2 separate regions of the Homo sapiens genome follow, and region 1 is linked to region 2. A link is a loop called in an ENCODE intact Hi-C map of the cell type or tissue named here. Cell type or tissue: heart left ventricle. All regions are shown on one strand. Links, peaks and the distances in the headings refer to the core of each region. The heading gives the core; the rest is flanking DNA.

What was found. Peaks named below come from ENCODE experiments on the same cell type or tissue, not always from the same donor. Only the 100,000 strongest peaks of a DNase experiment are listed, where the experiment ranks them.
Region 1: a loop joins it to region 2, with 4 times the contacts of the local background. A loop is called at or near these places in 1 of 110 quality-filtered maps.

The regions. Positions count from the first base shown.
Region 1 is chr11:73,489,849-73,495,221 of GRCh38, forward strand. All of the region lies in intron 1 of FAM168A (family with sequence similarity 168 member A), which reads right to left. Among named protein-coding and RNA genes, the nearest start is that of FAM168A, 110 kb to the right of the region's middle. RefSeq lists enhancers at 4,462-4,980, 4,981-5,373. In heart left ventricle, for the core only: no CTCF peak of the experiment used is centred there; no DNase peak of the experiment used is centred there.
Region 2 is chr11:73,401,042-73,406,414 of GRCh38, forward strand. FAM168A (family with sequence similarity 168 member A) reads right to left here. Exons shown (of 8, transcript NM_015159.3): 8 at 1-5,373. Among named protein-coding and RNA genes, the nearest start is that of RELT, 27 kb to the left of the region's middle. In heart left ventricle, for the core only: CTCF peaks have their summits at 1,939 (motif pointing right) and 3,188; a DNase peak (open chromatin) is centred at 3,220; H3K27ac peaks cover 580 bases.

The DNA of each region.
Region 1 (5,373 bases), core at 121-5,120, 89 kb after region 2:
ACACTATACTCACCTGGGTTTTGATATGTTTGTTTTATTTTTCTCCCTATCATTCTGGCAGCTCTTTCTCAATTTCTAAACTTTGTGGTGACCTAGGCCCCTTCTCTTTTCTAAAGTCTCCATACACTCTCAAAGCCCCCTTATCTAATTGCATAACCAAATACCATCTACATTTTTATATTTACCACCTCCCACTCTCCTAAAATCTGTTTCTCCTGAAGTCCTCCCCAGTTCACTGAATTGCAACTCCATGCTTTTAATTGCACAGATAAAAATTTTGGTGTTGTTCTTGACTTCTCTTTTTCTCATACCTTAACAACTAGTCCATCAGCAAATCACTTTCAGCTCTGTCTCTAAAATATATTCAGAATTCAATCAATTCTCACTACCCTCACTTCTACCATCTTAATCTAAATCACTATCATCTCTCACAAGTATTACTGCCCCCCCTGTTTTTGCATTTACTCCTTCTTTTGTCTATTCTCAACACAGCAGCCAGAGTGGCTCTCTGAAAACATAAGTTAAATCAGGTCACTCATCTAATCCTCAGTGACTTCCTACCTCACGCAGTGGAAAAGCTAAGTCTTTACTAGGATCTAGAAAACCAAACAAGAAATGAATTTATAATGCCACACATTATAAATTACCTTCTCAACCTTTTGACTCCTGTTACTCTCCTCAACTTCAGGCACTTCACTTCAGCCATCCTGTTCCCTGTTCCCCTGCTATTCCTTAAAACATACCAGGACTGGCCTCAGGGCTTTGGCATCTATTCTCTCTGCCTGAAATGTTCTTCCTCCAGTTCATTCTCTCACTTACTTCAGGTCTTAATTTAAAATCACCTTCTCTGTGAGACTTTCCTTGGCTCCCTACCTAAAAGTGCAAACCTTTAACAAACTCAACATTATAGTTATCTTCCTTGCTTTATTTTTCCTCTTTCCCACATATCTATTGTACTTAATATTTTATTTTTTATCTTGTTGTATGTCTTCTCCCCCCTTCACCCAAAATGTAAGCTCCATGGTGATTCAGATTTTAATCTGTTTAGTCTACTGTTGCATCCCCAGTGCTAGAACAGCATCCAGAATATTGATCACTCTTCTCCACACTTTTGAGGGAATAATTTGAGAGGTGCCCCTGTTCTATGACTCAGATGATACACAGATTATACATAATGAAAGCTCCCATTAGTCAGTGCCTACTGACAAATACTAATTTCAGTTGGCCTCACTGAAATTATTATATTTATTCCTCATAATAATCCTGAGCCTTCCAGGACCAGCTGTTGACAAAACACACATATATACACATACTCCCCAGACAGCTGGCCAGAGAGGCAGGTTAGGAGCTGATGGGAGATGAGAAAAGAGCCCATGGAGAGGGGAAGACCACAAACAGAAAGGAGACATGATGGGAAGTTACTTATGGTAATACCACTCCAGCGGGAAGGAGACTTAATGTTTGGTCATCCATGGTGGAAGCCTGCATGTCTGCATAATACTAACAACCAAAAGACGCTCTTACAAGGCATAATTCTTCTCTCTGGACTGAGAGTTCCTAGAAGACTCTCCTTTCACTTCTGAAACTTCAGAATCCAGCTAGCACAGAGAAGACTCCCATAAATGTTTGTTAAATTGAACTGAATAATTATTGAGGTATTTATTCTGTTTTTACTCAAGACAAAACTGAGTTTTCAACAGTATTATGTAACATATTCAAGGAGGATGCATAGTTTCTAAGTAACAGACCGGGGACTTGAACTCAAGTTCCCTATTCTTTCTCCTGCACCACACTGTTGTTGTATAAAAACGATAATCTCTAGTAGAACACTGACTCTCATCTCATACGTGGGATGCAGACCTGTTAACCCAGCTATAGTCTAAGATGTCATAGAAAGAATCTTCACAAAGCAAGCCAGATCTCCAAACTGAACCACATAAGCTTGCAAGTCCAACATTCATAATCCCCAATTCTTTTCCCCATCTACCTCCTTTGTTCACTCCCTTGTTTCTTTGTGTTCATAACTGCCTGACCAATAAGGTGTGTAAAGTCCTTGGAATACAAAGGCCAAGTATGATTCTTCTTTCCATTCCTCCAGCACAGGGCTAATTATATCAAAGGTACTTTGTGAATGTTAGTTAAATTTAAAATGCTAAAAACCAAAGAAATAAAAAGATAGCTTTATGATTTCCATAGTCTCCATGGAGAGTCAGGGCTGGTATTAGCATCTACTTTACAAATGAGAAAAGCCTAAAAGGAGAGAAGCAACTTGCCCAGACTTTACCCTGACTCCTCACACGCCAAGCCCAATGTTCCTCCCATCATGTCATAAGGTTCACCGTATTTCTTAGAGCCAAGAAGATGGCTGAGGCAAGAACGAAAGATCAAGATAGACAAAAAAGAATGCCACACATTATAAATTAATCACTTAACAACATAACCAGCACATCCTGAAAAAATAAGCAAATATGACATTCATATCAGAGCAAAAGACTTGGTTTAAAATAAACAAACTCAGCCTGGCATGGTGGTTTATGCCTATAATCTCAGCACTTTGGGAGGCTGAGGCAGTGGATCCCTTGAATCCAGGAGTTCAAGACCAGCATGGTGAAACCCCATCTCTACAAAAAAAATTTCAAAAAAATTAGCCGGGCACGGTGGCGTGCACCTGTAGTCCCAGCTACACGGGGGGCTGAGGCAGGAGGATTGCTTAAGCCTGGAGGTCAAGGCTGCGGTAAGCCGAGATCGCACCTCTGCACTCCAGCCTGGTGACAGAGCAAAACCTGTCTCAATAAAATAAAATAAAATAAACCATATTTAATGATACTCTGCTCTGGATTATTCATTATGTAAATCACTTAGAGGTGGCACAGATGATAAGAGAATAAGATACGGTTTGCCCTTAGAAGCAGATAGTCTAATAGCAAAAATGTGACTCAAATACTCAGAGTTCAAAATCCTGGTGGCAATGGAACACAATGCAGCCATAAAAAGGAACAAAATCCTGTCCTTTGCACCAACATGGATGCAGGTGGAGGCCATTATCCTCTATTCATTCTTGCAAATGAATGCAGAAACAGAAAATCAAATACCACATGTTCTCACTTATAAGCAGGAACTAAACATTGGGTAAGCATGGACAAAAAGATGGCAACAACAGACCTTGGGCTCTACCAAGAGTGTGGAGAAGGATGGACTGAAAAACTACCTATTGGGTACTACGCTCACTACCTGGGTGACAGGATCATTCATACACCAAACTTCAGCAACATGCAATGTATCCATGTAACAAACCTGAACATGTACCCTCAAACCTAAAATGAAAGTAGGAAAAAAAAAATCACAAAGTGAAAAAAAAAGTCCTGGTGGCAGACAAAATGAGAGAAGTAGCTTGAACTCATAGTTCCAAATAATAAAAGAAAGGCAAGATAACAAGTGCTAAACGAACTTTACAGGTAGCCCGTAGACCATACGTATACAGTTATTGCAGGGGTTCAGAGAAAGGAGGAAAGGCTCACTGTGTCTGTGTATGTATCTTTAGTTTTTAGGGTCTTTTTAAAGGTTGTTTTGTTTTGTGTTTTTGAGACTGGGTCTCACTCTCTCACCCAAGCTGGACAGCAGTGGTGCAATCTCAGCTCACCGCAACCTCTGCCTCCTGGGCTCAAGTGATCCTCCCAAGGCCTCAGCCTCCTAAGTAGCTGGGTCTACCGACGTGTGCCACCATGCTAGGCTAATTTTTGTATTTGTTTTGTAGAGACAGGGTTTCACCATGTTGCCCAGGCGGTCTCAAACTCCTGGGCTCAAGCAATCCACCTGCTTCTGCCTCCCAAAGTACTGGGATTACAGGCATGAGCCACCATGCGCAGCCTTGTTTTATTTTTATTTAAGGAGGAACATAACTTATCCTGAAAACTGTCCCAGAGTTTAAAAAAAGACCAGGTTTGGGAATTCACACGGAGATGGAGAGAGGAAAGAACAACAGAACAGAGGTGAAGACAAGACCAAAGACTCAAACGCTGTCTCCTACATGAAGCTTCACAGACCCTTCCAACTAAAACTAATCACTATCCTCTATCCCAAAAATACATGGTGACAGTGCCATTCTAGAAACACTTCATGTTAGAAGATTTAGTTGTTTATGCAACTGCTTCCCTCCTGGACTATGAGCTCTGAAAGCAGAGTCTATTTTATTAACCTATGGAGTGCCCCACTGGCTAATAAAGAGCCAAGAACACCAAGACATGTACATTATGTACAGTATGGACATGTACATTATGTACAGTATGTACATATACATGTACATGTATGATTAACAGAATTGAACCAAAGAGTGTTAGAGCTTGGTAGGACCTCAAAGATCATTTAATTTAAGCCCTTCATTTTGCAACTGGGAAAACAAAGACTAAGTGACTCACTCAAAGTCACAGAGCAGGTCACAAATCCAGAACAGGACCTCAGGCCCCTAGAGTCCCAGCCAAAAGAGTGGCAGTGAGGCTGCTCTTCTACTCAAAGGACAAGAGATCTCCTGTGCTTATTGGTTAGTTCAAAGACACTGAGCCATTGCAGTGGGAGGTCTAAGGCTCTGAATCAGGAACTGTTACATTCCAAGCGGTTGACACTCTGAATACCAGGCCAAGTCCTTTGTCTCAGGACAGAAGGGCTCAGAAAAACCTGGCAGAACCACCCTTGTTTGATGCAGAGGCCCCAGAACATTTTAGGCTGCAGCCTTGGGCAAAGAGCCAGGAAGAGTTTTATTGTGATGAAGACGTAGAAAAATTGGGGAAAAAATGGAGGATGGGCACAATGAAGAGGTAGATTCCTAGCAGCACCAACGCCAGGAAAGCACTCTTGATGGAAAAGGAAGTACACTTTTAGAAGAAGTTAGGTCATGCCTGTAATCCAGCACTTTGGGAGGCCGAGGAGGGCGGATTACTTGAAGTCAGGAGTTCAAGACCAGCCTGGCCAACATGGCGAAACCCCATCTCTACTAAAAATACAAAAATTAGCCAGGTGTGGGGGCCCATGCCTGTAATCCCAGCTACTACTTGGGAGGCTGAGGCATGAGAATCACTTGAACCCAGGAGGCAGAGGCTGCAGCAGTGAGCCAAGATCATGCCAATGAACTCCAGCCTGGGTGATGGAGTGAGACTGTCTCAAAAAAAAAAGAAGAAAAAAAAGAAGCTAAAGGCTCAGAAAATGGAAGAGAGGGTAATTTCAGGACTCAGTAAAGACTCCCCAGGGAATTGCCTGTCTAATTTGAGGCTTAATGGTATAGACGTAAAAAAAAAAAAAAAATCAAACTGATCCCGTCTCTGCTGAAAATACAAAAAATTAGCCAGGCATGGTGGCAGGCACCTGTAGTCCCAGCTACTC
Region 2 (5,373 bases), core at 249-5,248:
TTCTTTGATCAAACTACTTGGAAGACACTGGTCAAAGGTTTATTATTATTATTATTATTATTATTATTATTTTAAATTTTATTTCTTTTTAAAATGTGAGTTCCAATAAAATTTAAAAATTAGATTCCAACCTGTAGATTAAAATGAATTAAAAAATACAAAATCATATACAACGCTCTCTTCACAGGGATGTTACATGCCATGAGAACAGGTTTCTCTGTCATGTGATATGAAACAGGGAAGCAGATGCCTTTAAGTCAGGATGGGGACAGGCCCTTGGGCCTTTCAAGATTATTACAGACAACTCCAAGTAGCTAGAGGCCTGGCCTTACCCCCCCTGGGTAAGGAGGAGCTTGAGTCACACCATAGATCCAGACTATCTGGCTGACCCGAGGAGAAGGTCTCTGGGACAGTCTCCTCTCTTTCCCTGACTCTCTTAGGCCTGAGGAGAAAGGCTGGGGTCTGGAGATGCTGGTCTTGCTGGGGTCAGGCCCAAAGCTGATCTCACCCATTTGATTCCTATGGGCCGGTACTTTGCAAAGCTGTTACATCTGTTCTCCTTAGGAAGGAAAATCCCCCTGCTATCAGTGGCTGGAATGGGTAGAGGACCTCTACCACAGCAAGGATATCCAGGGACTATCCATGTGGCCATAGGGAAGCAAGTGCTGTTTTGTCCCTTTCTAGCTTTGTGGCAGCCAGTCCCAACTCCTGTGTGCCTCGGTTGGCCTTTGGGTTGGACTCAACAGCATGCACCACAGAAGATATCCACTGGAGAGACTGAGGGACTGGGACCCAAGTCTGGCTTAGGCAGGGCTGGCCATGGAATGTTGAAGCTGGCCTGCCAGGAATTTTGAAGGCTGGGTCCTGGAACCATATAATGCCTAATTTCAGAAACGAGGAGTTTTCTAGGAAAGGGGCAGATAAGTAAAGGACAAACCCTGCAGCCCCCTTGGCATGCCTGCCTGTGCGCTCAGAGGCTCCGGTGTGGAATCCCATCAGTTAGTCTGGCGTGTTTCTTCAGCTCTGCGGGTGGGTCCCAACTGGCCCACTCTACTACTGCCCCTCTCTGGATTCCCAAGCTTGGCAAGCAGCGGGGGCCGCACAGCCAGTAGTGATGTGGGAGAATACAGGATGGAAAAGCAGACTTCCACGTATTTTCACTTAACTGCAATTGAGGAGGAATTCTGATACAGATGGTGATATATAAGACAAAGTTCACAGGGCCCAGAATGGGGCCCACCCCCTCTGGGCACAGAACAAAGCTGAGGAATTTGATATGGAAGCTCTGAGCCTCGCTTAGTCAGTGCCTCGCTGGGAACCTGGATGAGTCCTATCTGTATGAGGAGCCAAAACTTGGTGACCAAGGGGCCTGTCCTTTTATACTTCATGTGATTCCTTTCTGAAGGCCATCAGAACAAAGCAAGCCCTCCAAAGAAGGACCCCCAGATCTCTGGGAACGGGGTACCTCAAACTTGGAACAATTCGGGTGGCCAGGGGTAAGGATGCTCAGAGTCTGGTTCTGGTCCTCACCCATGGGAAAAGCAAGCCCAGGGACTTCAGTCTGTACGTTTTGTACCAACTCACTGGATCTGGACAGTGGGCAGGCTCTCAGGGATTAGGAAGCCAGGTGTGCAGGCTTACCAAGGACATGGGTCTCCCAATAGAAAGATGCCTCGTGCTGTCCTTGAACATGTCTTCGGTCCTGGGCATTGTGACCCCAAAGTGTTTTGTCCAAGTGAGGCCTTTAGTTGCAAATTCTCATCCTCCTTGTGCTGCCAGTTAGATGTGCCTCTGGGTCCCTCCCCAGGGCTCATTACAGGTCCTGGCCCAAAGCAGTTCATACAAATCTGCTCAGCTCAGAGACTGGGCTTCCCAGCTCTATAAAGTACAGTTAGCCCCTCCCTCCATGCTTGCCAAGAGACCCAGCAGGTGGCAGCAGAAAGAGCAGAGGATTTGAAGAATCACTTCCAAGCTGTGTGACCTTTTAGCAAGTCTCAAGCCTCCTGAGCCTTAGTTTTTTCATCTATAAAATGGAGGACTTTGGCAACCAATGTCAAAGTACTTTGCATACCAAAAACGCTCTGGACAGGTGTGTGTGTCTCTGCTAAATATTCAGGAAAGAGGATATACATTTTAGGGTCATTGCCAGGTAAGAAAGAACAGCAACTGTCCTATCTCATGAGGAAGAAATTAAATATGCATTTTTTTTCAAAACATGGCAAACCATTATGTTTCAGGCTTTCACTATTTGCAGGCAATCCAGCTCCCAGACTCAAACTTCTTGACCCCAGGCCAGTGAGGAGAGGGGGTCAGGTAGAAGTAGAAGAATTCAAAAGGGTTGGCTGGTAACGAGCCATCTGTACCCCTGATCCTGGCCATAGGTGTTGCACTTGGGGAGAGGCAGTGGCATGAGGAGGAGAGAGGGGTTTGCATCCTGGGGCCAGTGCTGTAGCTCACTGTCAGGCGGCTACATCCCTTGTCCTCTCTTGCTTGCCTGCCTTCAATGAGACGGCCCTTCCAGCTCTGACTTTTTGTCTAGCTTGACCACCGTGCCATCTAGAATCTTTGGAGGTATCTACCTATGGTACCTCCCACTAGATCTCTGTGACCTTACCAGTAACTGTGCCCATCCTACCAGAGGCACATGACTGTCCCCGCTCTCCTGGGCTCAGTCCTTTTGCAGTGACTCCCCAAGCTTGGCTAGGCTTGTGGATCTCCATCACAGCAAGAGGCTGAGGCCGGCTGAACTGGGGCTCATACTGAAAAAGGGGTGCTGGACCTGGGCTCTTCCAGACCACAGCCTTTCAGTGCCTTATTTTCACCTTGGGGCCCCCCTTTGCTCTTGAATTACATAGTAGGTGCTAAGATAGGGCACAGAGCACAGATGCTTCAGTACGTGAGCCTGTGTGGGGATCAGATGGAGGGGAACGAGACAGCAGACAGCCTGGGATTCGAGTGGCTCTGTCACTTATTAGCAAGTCACTTGACTTTTCCAAGCCTTGATTTCCTTATGGATCAAATAGGAGAAATAACCTCTATTTCATCGGGTTAAACCAGATAATTTATGTTCAACTGTTCTGTGAACTGTGAGGTCCAGCTGTTAGTTTTACTTACTGGTGTTGAAAGAACAAAAGTTACAAGGTCATTCCTAGGTCTCCTCTTCTTCCTTTCTCCTCTCTGTGGTTCCACCCCAGCCCACATGGAGGCAGCAGGGTTCTGGGAAGCCTAGCGGATACCAGCATGCTGCTCACTGTGGGCCTGTTCCCTTCCATAACCTGTTTCCTCATTTGTCAATTGACTGTAATAACTCTAACCCTGTCCCTCTCAGGGCGAGTACATGAAAGGCCGTGAAGTGCTTTGACCTCTGTGATGCACCTGACAAATCCAAAGGTTTCTATTATTATTATCATTATTATTATTTTGGCATTTTTCAAACACGTATGACATAATCTAGAACAACCTTCACCCACCTTTACAAAACCAAAGAGGGTGGAAGGAGGTATTTGCAAAAAGTGAATTAACACTGGAAAACTTTCTATTGTTTTAAAGTGAAACCTCATCAGCACCCAGAACAGATAATTTAGAACAGCTGAATTTTTTCTTACTGGTCCTAAAGTTCCTTGGAAGCCCAGGAAGGTGGGCCCCCAAACTCCTGGCTCTAGGCCAAGGAGGCTGATGGGCTTTACCCTCCTGGGAATGGCTAGACAGCTTCTGAGCTCCTTCCAACCCAAGGGTTTCCTGATTTTTCCCTCCCTTAGGGAGACATGGGAGGTTGGGGTAAGGATATGTCCAAGTTTGCATGAATTTTAAATGAAAGCAGTTTTTTAAAGTCCCAAATGTTGTCAATGATCCCATTTTTTACAATAAAATGTTCGTGCCCCACCCCCAGAGGGGCTGCTGGCCCAGCCAAGCGCTGGGTGCCGGAGGCTGCTGCTGGGCAATCCAGGCTCCTGGCTGAGACTAGCAGGGACCTCCTCGTCCCAGGGGTCCCTCTTCTCCCAGATGAGCCTGTCTCCTGGGCCTCATCCTCATTCTCCTCTCCTGATGACTCCCACTGTCTTCCTCCTCTTCCTCTCCTCTCGGGATGAGGGGCTACTGTCCTAAAAGCATGGCCTCTCCTTTTCGGCCAGTCCACCTGCTCCTTCTCCTGGAGGTGGAGTCAGGTACAGGACGGAAGTTCCAGATGTCTTCACAGAATTTCCAAATGCTATTTCTTCATTTGCAATTTCTGTTCCTGCCATCCGCCCCCATGTAGCCTCTGCCCAGTCTTCAACCCCCGCCTTTGGAGTCCGTGGAGGAAAAGAGCAGAAACAGGAGCCCAGAGACCATTCCAGACTCACCAGGTATGGGCGCTGCCGACTTAATTTTTACAAAACCAAGCCAATCCGTCCCTAGGTAAATTTTTGTAAGCAAGGTGCCCACTAGGTAGGAAGGCTGCATTTAATGCTAATTTACTGTAAGGTCTAGGGAAGTCCTTTCCGCTTCTCTGGGCCTCAGTTTCCTCATCTGCCAAATAGGGAAATGGATGAGATGATTGCTAAGGTCCCTTCAGTTCCATGAGTCTATGAAATGTTTATTGCTATTGCTTTTCCTTCACTATCCTCACCTTCAGAGCTGCCAGCACCCACCTGGAATGTGGTTCCTTCACTTGGGCCATGAATGGCACAGGTAACCAAGAGCTTGGCCTGCCTGCAAGCTCTATGGTCAGACAGGTGAGTCCTGGCACTGGGAAGGGCAAAAGAAAAGGGAGAGAAATGCCCTAGGTTCCCACTCCAATCAGGAGGAAGCTCCTCATCAGAGTGGGTCCATGACAGCTCAGAGGCTGAAGTCTGGATGACACAGGGCATCCGGCCTTCCAAGGCCTCGGGATGCTGGGATCCTACCACCCTGCAGCCGCTTGGCAGGTCTAAGGACAAAATCACCTTTTGAGGAAGTGCCAGGTCAGTTAACATCACTGTGCAAATCAGAAGGTCCAGGGCCAGATGCTTTGGCCAGAGACCTTTCAAACCAAAGCCATGAGGCAAGCACCGCTCCTCCCTTCTTCCCTCTCCTTCCCCACAATGCCCTCCCTCCCCCCACCCTCCCCCAAATTCTAAAGACTTTTTTCCCCAGGTTCTCAGCCTGGGGTATTAAGCTGCTAATAACACGCCTACATACTCAGGTGGTTTTGTTCTTGGTCTGTTGCAATGGTTCTCAGGAGACATTTCATTTGTGTCTGGGACATGGGAATGTCCTGAACTAATCTTGCTTAAGAAAAAACAACCAGAACACTCCCCTAGAGATGTAGCCTGCTCAACAGCTCTGAGTTCCTACCCTGGACCACATCTGTTTATGCTCTTCAAATGGAATCCAGCCTTCAGATGAACCACTGCA